2 separate regions of the Homo sapiens genome follow, and region 2 is linked to region 1. Evidence: chromatin contacts called from ENCODE Hi-C or POLR2A ChIA-PET data. All regions are on one chromosome and are shown on one strand. Each heading gives the region's core, a stretch centred on a gene start or an enhancer-like site at or near the end of the contact. The rest is flanking DNA. Distances are from core to core; before and after follow the strand shown.

The links. A loop is a pair of places that touch in the nucleus more often than their neighbours do. ChIA-PET counts read pairs that join two places held with the same protein, here RNA polymerase II (POLR2A). Pooled maps may share reads with other maps.
Region 2: a pooled map shows a loop between it and region 1 (2.8-fold over the local background). The contact joins the enhancer-like site here to the promoter of NPRL3 in region 1. A Hi-C loop is called at or near these places in 2 of 50 pooled maps. POLR2A ChIA-PET finds 5 or more read pairs at or near these places in 4 of 52 experiments (Panc1, activated T-cell, activated naive CD8-positive, alpha-beta T cell and 1 more).

Annotation. Positions count from the first base shown.
Region 1 is chr16:137,331-144,957 of GRCh38, reverse strand. It overlaps NPRL3 (NPR3 like, GATOR1 complex subunit), which reads left to right and starts at 6,285. Exons shown (of 14, transcript NM_001077350.3): 1 at 6,285-6,316; 2 at 6,624-6,808. The coding sequence starts at 6,691. RefSeq lists cis regulatory regions at 1-101, 1,485-2,003, an enhancer at 6,356-6,405 and a silencer at 6,626-6,855.
Region 2 is chr16:35,471-41,846 of GRCh38, reverse strand. It overlaps the pseudogene IL9RP3. Among named protein-coding and RNA genes, the nearest start is that of POLR3K, 15 kb to the left of the region's middle. RefSeq lists enhancers at 2,113-2,659, 2,660-3,207, 6,298-6,376. Within about 2 kb of position 2,811, at least 7 of the 41 ENCODE cell types and tissues checked have a DNase peak (open chromatin) inside an H3K27ac peak, as active enhancers do.

The sequences.
Region 1 (7,627 bases), core at 5,036-7,535:
GAGAAGTGGTTGTTGCACAACACTCTGAATGTGCTGAATGCCGTTGACTTGCTCTCGTTAAAATGGTTATCTTTACGTGATGCAAATTTTATCTCAAAGTGAAGAGAGTCTCCTAGACCACATTTTTTTTTTTTTTTTGAGACAGGGTCTCAGTGTCTCGCCCAGATTGGAGTGCAGTGGCGCCATCTTGGCTCACCGCAACCCTCTACCTCCCAGGCTCAAGCGATTCTCCTACCTCAGCCTCCCAAGTAGCTGGGATTACAGGTACATGCCACTACCACCCGGCTAACTTTTTTTTTTTTTTTTTTTTTGAGACGGAGTCTCTCTCTGTCTCCCAGGCTGGAGTGCAATGGCGCGATCTCAGCTCACTGTACCTCCGCCTCCTGGGTTCAAGCGATTCTCCTGCCTCAGCCTCCCGAGCAGCTGGGATTACAGGCACGTAGCACTACACCCGGCTAATTTTTTGAATCTTTAGTAGAGACGGGGTTTTACCACGTTGGTCAGGTGGTCAGGCTGGTCTCGAACTCCTGACCCTGTGATCCGCCCGCCTCAGCCTTCCAAAGTGCTGAGATTACAGGCATGAGCCACAGTGCCCGGCCACTAGACCACATTTCTAAAAGCTTTACAGTGTGGTCTTTTGCGTTTGGTGACAGTCAACCTTGGGTTGACTGTGTTGAGGGGAGTCCATGTCTGTTTGGCTGGCATCTGTTGAGCACTTTCTAAGTTCTGCACATGGCAGCAACACTCTTCATTCTGGGTGCTTTATCCTCACAACCACCCTGTGAGGGAGGGTTTATTTTATTGTCATTAGTTGGGTTTTTTGTTTGTTTGTTTTGTTATGTTTTGTTTTGTTACAGGGTCTTCTTACTCTGTCCTCCAGGCTAGAGTGCAGTGTGACAATCTTGGCTCACTGCAGGCTCAACTTCCCAAGCTCAGGTGATCCTCCCACCTCAGCCTCCTGAGTAGCTGGGACTATAGGCATGTGCCACTATGCCTGGGTAATATTTGTGTTTTTAGTAGAGATGGCGTTTTGCCATGTTGCCCAGGCTGGCCTCAAACTCCTGAGCTCCAGTGATCCACCCACCTCGGCCTCCTAAAGTGCTTGGGATTACAGGCGTGAGCCACTGCACATGGGCATCATTACATTGGAAAGATAAGGAAACGGAGGCTCCAGGAGGTTATGAAACATGTCTGAGGCTTCCATGGAGCAGGAAACAAGCCCTGATGGTTTGTGTGGGCTGGGAGTCCGGCTGGGGCTGGGGCTTGTCCCTTCCTGTCCCTGGGCCTTGGTTTGAGCCCCAGCCTGTGCAGTGAGTGTGGAATGCTGGTGTCCACTGGTGGTTTCTGGCCTGAATTCCAAGCTCCAGGCACGTTCTGTGCCTGAGCAGCTGAGGCTGAGCTCAAAGGGTGTCTGGCCACTTACAAGCCACTGGACACTCAGCAGAATGCCGGATTGGGCATCTGCAAACTCTCCCATGAGAGTGGACCCTCGGTGACCCTGAACAGGCTAATTTGCCTTGTGAGTCCTAGTTTCACTGTTTTCACCTCTAGGATGGGGATTAGACTAGCCCCCACCTCAGTGTTGGGAGGGCGCTCAGGAACTTGCAGCATGAATTTTAAATTATTTCTATTACTACTGTGTGTGAGTGGTTCTCCCTGGTGGGGCAGCAACACTCAGCTGAGAAGGTGGAGGTGTCCAGGCAAGTCCCAGATAGCGTCTGTGAACCCCACCCGGCCCTCCTGCAGATGGCGGTGGCCCTTTGAGGCCCAGACCAAGTGGCAGGACCGATAAGGCCTCCTATCCTGCCAAGGGCAGGCCCAGGCTGGGAGGAAGGGTCAGGGGTTTCAGTTTCCAAAAATCTACTTACCGTCAAAAAAGCAGGTCATGAAACAGCTATTTAAAGGTAAAATGAGGAGACTTGGAGGTGTGGGGTCTTAGCAGAGAAGAGCCTGAGGATGTCCCCTGTAGCAAATGGAGGTTGGCCCTGGTGCTTCATTGTCCAGGAGACCCTGGGAGAACTTAGAGCTGGGACTCACTCAGGGACCATCTGCTCTGAACCCTGTTACTGGTGGGGAAACTGAGGTCCAAAGCAAGGCCCACTGACCCTCAGGCCAGCGTGTGACAATGATGTCTCATTTCTGTCACAGCCAATGAGGTGCAAACATGGACATGAGGGTGGCGCTGGGATCCAGAGTGCTGCTTCGAGGGCAGGGACGCACCCAGGACCTCTGTGGGCTGGGGTCATGGTGAGCTCCCTGCACTTTCACCAGTTCGAGCTCTCATTATGACTGACGATAGTCAGAAGAATGAACAATGAGTGCCAGGGTTACTGGCAGGAGGCCAACCCTGAGAGGGTAACCGGGGGAACAGTGGGATCCTTTGAGCCCAGAGATGTCCAGTCTGGAGCCCCAAGGTTCTGCCCATTGGGGCAGCAGCACGATTAGGTCAGAAGAGCGAGACCTGAGTCACAGTCCTGCTCCATTCGCATGGTCGCTGTGAGGGTCCCTGTGAGGAGGCCTCCATTACCACCACCGGCCACTGCCCTGGGTTCCCCCACCCCCATCTGTCCCATCTCACCCCTCCAGCCTCAAGCCCTGCTCCTGCAGTCTCATTTCCATCCCAGAGGCACTCCTGGGAAGTGCGGGAGAACTCACAAACCTTTTGATTATACATAAAATCAAAACATGGACAACGGGGATAAAGCCTTGCAAAATGTGTAGCAGAGGTTATGTATTCCTCAGAAAGAACACAGCCAGACCATCCAAGAACAGACCACCTGTAAAGAAAACAAGAAAAGCAATTCTCTGCAAATAATTAAGTGATGCAGCTCTCCCTCTCAATCAAAGAAATGCAACATAGAACAAGACACCATTTTCCTTTCTGGGAATTTCAGGAAAAAAAAAAATGTTATGCAGGCCGGGCACGGTGGCTCACGCCTGTAATCCCAGCACTTTGAGAGGCCGAGGCGGGTGGATCAAGAGGTCAGGAGATCGAGACCATCCTGGCTAACGCGGTGAAACCCCGTCTCTACTAAAAATACAAAAAAATTAGCCGGACGTGGTGGCGGGCGCCTGTAGTCTCAGCTACTGGGGAGGCTGAGGCAGGAGAATGGTGTGAACCTGGGAGGTGGAGCTTGCAGTGAGCTGAGATCGTGCCACTGCACTCCAGCCTGGGCGACAGAGCAAGACTCCATCTCAAAAAAAAAAAAAAAATTAGCCTGGTGTGGTGGCGGGCACCTGTAGTCCCAGCTACTTGGGAGGCTGAGGCAGGAGAATGATGTGAACCTGGTAGGTGGAGCTTGCAGTGAACTGAGATTGTGCCACTGCCCTCCAGCCTGGGTGATAGAGCGAGACTCTGTCTCAAAAAAAAAAAAAAAATGTTATGCAGCCCTGTGCAAGAAAACGCACCTGTTGGTACTGTTGAGCCATTTCAAATGCACGTACCCTTCACCCTGGTGAGGCCAATCCACAAATTTGTTCTGCAAAATACACATTAGTGTCAGTGTTGGTGCAAGAGGGTTACTTGCAACAGTGAAAATGCTCATCCCTCAGTCAAGTGGTTAGGTTCTGATGCATTTGATGTGCTTGGGAAAGTTCTGGAAGCAGCCAAAGAAGCTCATTACCTTTAGTTACCTCCTGGGGAAGCCTGGGATAGGGTAGGTGGGGTGATTTTTTAAAAAACAACTTCATTGAGATATAATTTACCATACCATACCAATTTGCATACCATAAAGCTTATCCACTTCAAGTGTACACTTCCATATCTTTTTTTTGTTTTTGAGATGGAGTCTCGCTCTGTCGCCCAGGCTGGAGTGCAATGGTGCGATCTTGGCTCACTGCAAGCTCCGCCTCCCGGGTTCACACCATTCTCCTGCCTCAGCCTCCTGAGTATCTGGGACTACAGGCGCCCGCACCATGTCCAGCTAATTTTTTGTATTTTTAGTAGACACGGGGTTTCACTGTCTTAGCCAGGATGGTCTCGATCTCCTGACCTCGCGATCCGCCTGCCTTGGCCTCCCAAAGCGCTGGGATTACAGGCATGAGCCACTGCGCCCGGCACTTCCATGTCTTTTAGTGTATTCGCGTTCTCAGAGCTGTCCAACCATTACCACAGTCAACGTTAGAACATTTTCATCACTCCCCTTCAAAAAACCCATGAATCGCTCCATATTTCCCCTGACCCCCTGGAAGCCCTAGGCAGCCACTAATCATTCTGTCTCTATGGATTTGCCTATTCTGGGCATCTTATATAAATGGAATCATATATTAGTGTGTCTTCAAGATGGATTCATGTGCCGTACTTCATTCCTTTTTATGGCTGAATAGTATTCCCTTAAACAAACTATACCATATTCACCCATTCATCAATTGATATACCCTAGGATTGCTTCCACTTTGGGCTATTATGAATAATATTACTAAGAACACACATGTTTTTGTGTGGACATATGCTTTCATTTCTCTTGGCTATATATCTAAAAGGGGGATTTGCCGAGTGTTGTGTTAACTCTAACCTTTCAGGAACTGCCAGCCTGTTTTCCATAGCGAGTGTAGCCTCTTACATTCCCACCAGCAGGAGAGAGATTCCCGTTTCTCCACACCCCTGCTGACGCTTGTCTTTTTGATTACAGCCATCGTAGGAGGTGTGATGTGGCATCTATTTGTAGTTTTGATTTGCATCTCCCTAATGCCTAATAATGTTGAGCATTTTTAATTTCTGTTTTGCCCAGGCTGGTCTGGAGTTCCTGGCCTCTCAGCGCTGGGGTCACAGGCGTAAGCCTCTACCAGTTGAGCTGAGCATCTTCTGGTGCTTATTGGCCATTTGCATAATGCACTGGAAAAATATTCATATCCTTTGTGCATTTTTCAATTGTCTTTTTATTGTTGAGTTGTAAGTTTCCTCCATTCTAGATACAATTCCCTTATCAGATATGTAACTTACAAATATTTTCTCCCGTTCTGTGGGTGGACTTTTAATTTTCTTGATGGTGTCCTTTAAAGCACCGAAGTTTTTGTTTTGTTTTGAGATGGAGTCTCGCTCTGTCGCCAGGCCAGAGTTCAGTGGCACGATCTCGGCTCACTGCAACCTCCGCCTCCCGGCTTCAAGCGATTCTCCTGCCTCAGCCTCCCGAGTAGCTGGGATTAGAAGCAGGCGCCGCCAAACCCAGCTAATTTTTGTATTTTTAGTAGAGAGACGGGGTTTTACCATGTTGGCCAGGATGGTCTAGATCTCCTGATCTCATGATCTGCCCACCTCGGCCTCCCAAAGTGCTGGGATTTCAGGCGTGAGCCACCGCGCCCGGCCGCAGTAAAGTTTTTAATCTGATGAAGTTTAATTTATTCTTCTGTAGTCGCTCCTGCCTTTAGTGTCACTGCCTCGCCCAAGGTCTCAAAGATCTCCTGTCGGCTTCCAAGTGTTTTTTTTTTTTTTTTTTTTTTTTGAGACGGAGTCTCGCTCTGTCGCCTAGGCTGTAGTGCAGTGGCGCAATCTCGGCTCACCGCAAGCTCCGCCTCCCGGGTTCAAGCGATTTTCCTGTCTCAGCCTCCCGAGTAGCTGGGATTACAGGCGCCCGCCACCACGCCCGGCTAATTTTTTTTTTTTTTTTTGTAGAGACGGGGTTTCACCATGTTGGCCAGGATGGTCTCGAACTCCTGACCTCGTGATTCACCCGCCTCGGCCTCCCAAAGTGCTGGGATTACAGGCGTGAGCCACCGCGCCCGGCCTTTTTTTTTTCTTTTTTCTTTCTTTCTTTCTTTTTTTTTTTTTTGATACGGGGTCTCGTCGCTCTGTCGCCCAGGGTGGAGTGCAATGGCGTGATCTTGGCTCAATGCAACCTCCGCCTCCCGGGTTCAAGCGATTCTCCTCTAGGATTACGGGCGCCTGCCACCACGCCCGGATAATTTCTTCTAATTTTTAGTAGAGATGGGGTTTCACTATGTTAGCTAGGATGGTCTCGATCTCCTGACCTCGTGATCCGCCCGCCTCGGCCTCCCAAAATGCTGGGATTACAGGCGTGAGCCACCGCGCCCCGCCCAAGTGTTATTTGTAAAACGAAGAAACCAACATCGAGAGGGACGCTGACTCGACCCCGCGCCTTTCCCATCCGCACCAGCAAGAGGGGCCCCTGTGCCCCAAACGCGAACCGTACGGCTCCAGACAGCACCGCGGAACTCGGTGGCTTCCAGAAGGCCCCGCGCCTGCGCATTCCGCTGCCTGCGCCTGCGCCTGCGCCTGCGCCGTTCTCCCGGCCGCCGCCTTAGCACCTCCTCCGGACGGTGTCGCCGAAGTCTCGCGAGCCCGGAGCGTGGCACGTGGGTTGGTAACTGTGGCGCTGCTCCGCGTCCACCACCACCCCTGTCCTCCTCAGGCCCCCTCCGCCTCCACCCCTGCCCTCCTCAGGCCCCCTCCGCCTCCACCCCTGCCCTACTCAGGCCCCCTCCGCCTCCACCCCTGCCCTCCTCAGGCCCCCTCCGCCTCCACCCCTGCCCTCCTCAGGCCCCCTCCGCCTCCACCCCTGCCCTCCTCAGGCCCCCTCCGCCTCCACCCCTGCCCTCCTCAGGCCCCCTGCGTCCCCGCCTCGTCCTCCTCAGGCCCCCTCCGCCTCCGGCTCCGTCCTCCTCAGGCCCCCTCCGCCTCCGGCTCCGTCCTCCTCTGGCCCCCTCCGCCCCCGGCCCCGGCCCCACGGCGGGATGCGGGACAACACCAGCCCCATCAGCGTGATTCTGGTGAGCTCGGGGAGCAGGGGCAATAAGCTGCTGTTCAGGTACCCCTTCCAGAGAAGCCAGGAGCACCCGGCGTCCCAGACAAGTAAGTGAGCGCTGGGCGGGGGCCTGGCGCTCGCGGGGGCCGCCTCATTCCGGGGTCGCCTCATTCCAGGGCCGCCTCGCGGAGCTTAGCTTTTGCTGGGCATTCGAGATCTGCTCGTTGTAGAGTATTTGAAAAGTAGAAAAAGGAAAAAAAAAATTAAAATCATGCATTGTTCACCACACCAAAGCAACTACTGCTGACATTTCATCAGTCTCCAGCCTTTAAAAAATAAAGTAAAATAAAATAAAATGAGTTTGGGATGTATTCATCATGAGAAAATACAAAATTACACGAACAAGGCCGGTGGCGGTAATCCCAGCACTTTGGGAGGCCGAGGCGGGTGGATCACCTGAGGTCAGGAGTTCGAGACCAGCCTGGCCAACATGGTTGAAACTCTGTCTCTACTGAAAAAATAAAAATAAAAAAAAACAAATTAGCCGAGCGTGGTGGTGCGTGCCCATAATCCTAGCTACTTGGGAGGCTGAGGCAGGAGAATTGCTTGAACCCGGGAGGCGGAGGTTTCAGTGAACCGAGATCGCGCCACTGGATTCCAGCCTGGGCAACAGAGCAAGACTCCGTCTCAAAAAAAAAAAAAAAAGTTACGTGAACATCTGAAGTTGTCTTTGCCACCCCCAGTTCTAGCAAGCACAGGGATCACCCCTGGCCGTGTTGGGAGTTGTCTGCCCTGTGCATAGATGCAGATCTATCCACAGGAAAAGGGAACGTCGCGTGAGGTTTTTCATCGCACGAATTGTTCTGTGGCGCCCTTTTCCCATAGTCGGCCTTGGAGCTCCGTCTGCCTTTGCAAGCAGGGATCAA
Region 2 (6,376 bases), core at 1,562-4,061, 100 kb after region 1:
CCTGCCGCCCCCAGCTGCTCTGGGTTGGATTAGTGGTTGGTCCCTGGGAGGTGATCAAGCTCGCATTCATCCCTGTGGGACAGGCTTTCCTGCCTTGGTCCTTGTCTGCTTACTTACCTTACTCCTTACCATGGTTCCCGAAGTGCTGGTATCATCCTACAGCCCCATCCCTGGTTCCGTTGCGCTGCCGGACAGGGCGCCGGGACGTGGGGAGTGCCGGCTTCTATCCGGGTGAAGCTCCCCCGTGGTGCACCTTGGATGCTGGGTCTCCCCTGGCCCTGGGGCTCTAGTGCCGCAGGCAAAGGAGAAAGTAAATCTGTCGTCTCCAATCCCGGATGAACCCCCAGAAATGTTTCGGGATTGATAAGGAATCAGAGAGACTGATGGGGTTGAGGAGGATATTTATTATTTAGGAGCACCAGCCCAGTCGGATTAACATCCAAAGGACTGAGCCCTGAGCAAAGAGTTACCTTTTAAGTATTTTGTGGGGTGGTGGGAGATCTGTGCAGGGAGAAGCATATTACAGAAGTGAGAAACGAAGGTAGTTATTTAATTAATTGAGACATGCATTACATCATTTCTCACTTTTCAAAGAAAAACATGTTTTGCGACTTGAGTTTATCTGTCTAGTGACCTTGCAGCTGCACGGCTAGAGAAGCAGGGTCTTCACGATGCCTGGGAAAGGAGGAGAGATAAGGCTCACTAGCCACGGAAAAACAGGCAGTCAATTTTTAAAGGACTCCAGCTCTTTCTCTTTCTCAGGGGAACTGGGTTTTCTTACATACAACTGAGTTTCTGCTTACACATTCTTTAATTTCTTTTAATTCCTGTTCCAACGCAATCCCAGCTCACTGCAGCCTGGACCTCCTGGGCTCAAGCGATCCTCCCACCTCAGCCTCCCGAGTGGCTGGAACTACAGGTGCGCACCATGCCCAGCTTGTTGTTATTATTATTATTATTATTATTTATTATTATTATTATTTTTGAGATGGAGTTTTGCTCTTGTTGCCCAGGGTGGAGTGCAATGTCATGATCTCGGCTCACTGCAACCTCTGCCTCCCGGGTTCAAGCTATTCTCCTGCCTCAGCCTCCTGAGTAGCTGGGATTCCAGGCATGTGCTACCATGCCTGGCTTATTTTGTATGTTTAGTAGAGACGGGGTTTCTCCATACTGGTCAAGCGGGGCTTGAACTCCTGACTTCAAGTGATCCGCCCACCTCAGCCTCCCAAAGTGCTAGGGTTAAAGGCATGAGCCACTGCGTCTGGCCTAATTTTTATATATATTTTTTTGTAGAGACAGGGCTTTGCCATGTTGCCCAGGCTGGTAACTTCCATATGTTTTTTATAGGCAATTTTTTTTATTTTATACTTTTTATTTAATTTTTTTGAATTTAACCTCAGAATGTGATTATAGACAAAATTCAAAACATAATAATTGAGTTTAATTTTTGTAATGTGGGTCTATTACTGAGAAGAGTGGATGCCATTTTGCTTCATTGGGGTTCAAAGTTAGTGTTCCCTGTCATTGAAATCAATTGCAAATGTGCATCTGTGAATGCTGGTTACATCCAGGAGAGCAAATGAAGTATACCATTGACACCACTGATAGAGTCAATAGATTCACCACTGATAATGGATTCAGATATTTCCCACAGAGTTCTTGCTGTTGAATAATGCAGTGAAGTCAGGCACAGTGGCTCACGCCTGTAATCCTAGCACTTTGAGGCTGAGGTTGGCGGATCACCTCAGGTCAGGGGTTCGAGACCAGCCTGGCGAACACGGCGAAACCTCATCTTTACTAAAAATACAAAAATTAATCTGGGTGCAGTGGCTCATGCTGGGCATGGTGGCACAGCTTGTAATCCCAGCTATTCTGGAGGCTGAGGTAGGAGAATCACTGGAACCTGGAAGGCAGAGGTTGCAGTGAGCTGAGATCGTGTCATTGCACTCCAGCCTGGGTGACAGAGTGAGACTCCGTCTCAATAATAATAATGATAATAATAATAATAATAATAATGATGATGGAGTGAAAACCATACACTTTAAGCACTTTATGTTTTCATAAGCTTCGTACATTTGTCCACCTAAGCTTTTTCCTGCCCCACACATGCTTTTACCGCCGCCAGTTTTAACACATATTTACACTTCCTTTTTTGCTGCATTAGTGTCTCATCTTTGGGAATATTCTTGCTGCAGTTGTTTTTTTTTTTTTTTGAGACAGGGTTTCACTGTCACCTAGGTTGGAGTAAAGTGGCGCAATAACGACTCACCACAACCTGAAATTGCCGGGCTCAGGAGATCCTCCCACCTCAGCCTCCCAAGGAGCTGGGACTATAGGCGTGGGCCACCCTGCCCAGCTAAGGGAGGGTGAATGGCTGAGCTTGCCTGAAGACCCTCCCGTGGGTGTGGCAGAGCCTGTGGTCTGAGGGAGGGGTCTAGCTGCAGGGCAGCGCACAGCTTCACAGTGGCCCAGGGAACCAGGGCAGGCAGGCCGTGAGGCCCAGTGGTCATCTGGGCCAGGCCTTGATGCTGAGGCCATGGAACAGGTGAGGCTCTAAGAAGGGCCCAGAGTGACCATGGGCTGGAGGCTATGTCCACAGACCCAGTGCAGGAGAGGGTGTCCTGGGCAGTGATGTCAGCCAGGCTCCCTAGCAGGACTGGGGGTGTCGGGGCAGCTCTTTCCCAGGTGGCAGACACTGGCTTCCCCTCTTGCTCTCACAACTGTCCTGTGACCTGGTGTCTGAGCTGTGGTGAGGCCTCCCTGGTGACACAGAGGAGCACGGAGCATGTGGGTGGGGGTGTGTGCACCTGCCCTGACTTCCTGGTCCTGTGGTCAAGGATGGGGGAAGGTAGATCTGCCTGTAGCTCCACCCTATTTGTAAAGCACTGTGGTGCCTTCTGCTGGGGCATGTGCTGAGTGGTGCCTCGCAGGCACTGCCCTCGGGAAGTTCACAGGCTTGTGTAGAAGCTGATGGGAATGTGCCAAGAACAGAGGTGTCAGGAGCCAGGTATTGGGCAGGTCCTAGGTCTCTGAGCCTCAGTCTCCTTATCTGTAGGAGGGTGGTAACCCTGCCCTGCTCAGCTTACCAGGTGCAGCTGTGAGTTTTCAGTGCAGAGGAAAAGCAGAGACCTTCCCCTCAGATGGCCATACCCCCTTGTCGCTATACCCAACACTCTAATGCTCCCCTAGGGAGTGTCCTGGGCTCCTCCTTTGTAGCTCTCAGGTGTCACATGTGGGTCTTGCCCTACCATCCCCTCTCCCTTTCTAGAAATGAGGACTGCTGAGCTTGGAGCCGCCCCACTCCCTGCTCTCAAGCCGTCTGCTCCTGGGTTAGCCTGTGGCTGGCCTGGCCTGATTCTACACCGACGTGGGTGTTTCTCCACTGCTGGGGCAGCGGTCGGCCATCCTGGGGCCTGGGTCAGCTCTCAGCTGTGGCTGTTGTGCCTGTGCTTCCCCAGGTCCTGGTGGTCACTCCAACCCCGCCCTCAGATATCCCAAGAGCAGGCTGACTGTCTTCCCCATTCCCACCTTTCCAGTAGCTGCTGCAAGAAGGGACAGACGTTGCTGCAGAGAACTTGCCACGGTGTTTCATGTTGTGGCCGGTGGTGCCAGACTGCACGCTCCATTCTAGGGAAGGGTGAGTCTTCCCGATCATCAGTCTTAACAGGGGACTGTCCTGTGGGTACCTGGGTAGGCTGCAGGAGTGGGGTTAGAGTAGTGCCTACTGCCTGTTGAGAGTGTGTGAGTTCCTTAAGAGCATGCATGCTGGGCCAGGCATGGTGGCTCATGCCTGTAATCCCAGCACTGTGGGAGACTGAGGCGGGCGGATCATGAGGTCAGGAGTTCAAGACCAGCCTGACCAACATGGTGAAACCCTGTCTCTACTAAAAATACAAAAATTAGCTGGGAGTGGTGGTGCGCACCTGTAATCCCAGCTACTCAGGAGGCTGAGGCAGGAGAATCACTGGAACCCAGGAGGCAGAGTTTGCAGTGAGCCGAGATCGTGCCACTGCACTCTAGCCTCTGTCTCAAAAAAAAAGAAAAAACAAGGCGTGCATGCTGTAGTCTGTGTGTATGTCTGTTTTTGTTCTCCTCCTTAACACTAGTCAGTCTTGTGTAACCAGGCTGGCCCTGCTTCCTGCTTAGAAGCTATTGGTGTATCATCTGGAGCTGCAAATAGGGTGATAGGGCGTCAGTAGCCTTCCCACACTCAAGAGCTTCCTGACACCCAGCCCCTCATCTCCAGCCAGCCTCTGGCTACCCCAGGAATCTTGGGGCTCAGGCCTAACACTCCAGCATAGAGGGCTTTGCCCTTCTGGTGTACTCTCGCTTGGAGGCATCTTGGAACAGGGGTACAACAGAGCTCTGGAAGTGCTGTCTGTTGCATCGATACCCCACTGCCACTTTCGTCCACCTTCCTGGGGCAGAATCCTGGGATGGGTCTTTATTTAAGACAAAAGGGAGAGAGAAGGCATAGAGGCTAGGCATGGTGGCTCACTCCTGTAATCCCAGGACTTTGGGAGGCCGAGGCTGGTGGATCACTTGAGGTCACGGGTTTGAGACCAGCCTGGCCAACACGGTGAAACCGTCTCTACTAAAAATACAAAAAAAATTAACTGGGTGGCAGTGTGCACCTGTAATCCCAACTACTTGAGAGGCTGAGGCAGAAGAATCACCTGAACCCAGGAGTCGGAGGTTGCAGTGAGCCGAGATCACGCCACTGCACTCCAGCCTCCAGCCTGGGCAACAGAGGGAGCTCCGTCTCAAAAAAAAAAAAAAAAAAGAGAGAGACAGAGAAGAAAAAAAGAAAGAGAGAGAGAAGAAAAAAAGAATGCATAGAGGCCATCTGTGTGACCCTGGGCAAGTCATTTTCCCTGCTTCACTCCTTGGGACTCAGCCTGTGAACGGGGACAGTGCTTCTTCCTTACAGCGCTGTTGTGAGAATTTTCATTGAAAATGCACCTGTGGTGGTTGTAAGGAGTGACTGGTTCCCCCAATCCTGACCCCTCCTGCAGAATGGGGCCTGGGCCCAGGGACAGGGCATGGGCTGGCAGAGGGTGCCCGTCCTAGAGAGGAGCCTTCTTGGTGGACGTGGAGACCTGGCTAAGTCAGAGTCCGGATCAAAGTTTGAGGGTGCATCTGACACCCTGCAGCCACGAGTCTGCAGCTGGGTCAATCGGCCTTTCTGAGCTTCAGTTCCTTATCAGTAAACCCTGGGCAGTGGTGCCCAGCGTCTTTCACAGGACACTGTGTGAGTGCAGATGGAGACCCGCTGAGCACTCCGCTGGGGAGCAATTCATGGGGAGCACCCCTCCAGAGAGGGATGGCTCGCACAGGCCCTCAGCCCAGCCCCTTGCAGGCTGGACCTTGGAGAGTGAGGCCCTGAGGCAAGACATGGGCACCTGGCTCCTGGCCTGCACCTGCGTCTGCACCTGTGTCTGCTCGGGAGTCTCTGTCTCGGGGGATGGACGAGGTGAGGGCTGGGCACTAGTGTCTGTATGAGGTGTGTGGAGAACTAGGGCATGTTTGGGGGACTGGTTTGTCCGATGTTGAGACCCTAGGGAAAGGTTTGGCCCAAACTGTGCTGGGGCATGTCCTCTAGGGTTCAGCCTGGACCTCAGTCTCTATTCTTGCTTCCTTTACCTCCCTATCTTCAGTCCCTGGACAGACCTTAGTCTCCCTTCCTTCACCCTCTTGACGCCTCTCTGGGTCTGACTTGCCTGTGTACCACGGGTCAGAGCCCATCACTTCCCAGGCCTCTCAGTGCTTTCTTGGACAGATTCTGGGATCATTCACTGGTGACTGCCCTGCTAGGGTGTCAGCTGTCAGATCCCCCCGCAACCCCCCAACTCAGCTCTGCCCTCGAGCACTCACTGTGGGCTCCCGACCGTCACTGTCTCCAGGGCCAAGGGCTGGAACCTCCACCTGCCTCACCAACAACATTCTCAGGATCGATTGCCACTGGTCTGCCCCAGAGCTGGGACAGGGCTCCAGCCCCGGGCTCCTCTTCACCAGGTGACCTTGGAGGGCCATGCCCACCTGGACAGGGATGAGGGTGAGGTCCCCAGGATGGCAGCAGATATGCCAGGATAGTGTAGCAGCCCCGTGGTGCTGACACATGCCCTTTCCAGCAACCAGGCTCCTGGTGGCACACGTAAGTGCACCTTGCGAGGCAGTGAGTGCACCGTCGTGCTGCCGCCCGAGGCAGTGCTCCTGCCGTCCGACAGTTGCATCATCACTTTCCAAATGCGTGTCTGGGAGGGAGCAGGTCAGCCTGGTGGACCCGGAGTACCTGCCCTGGAGACACGGTGAGCAGCGGCTATAGGCCTGGGGCAGGGCCCTTTGGCAAGAACATCCTGGCTGCCTGGGGGCTGGG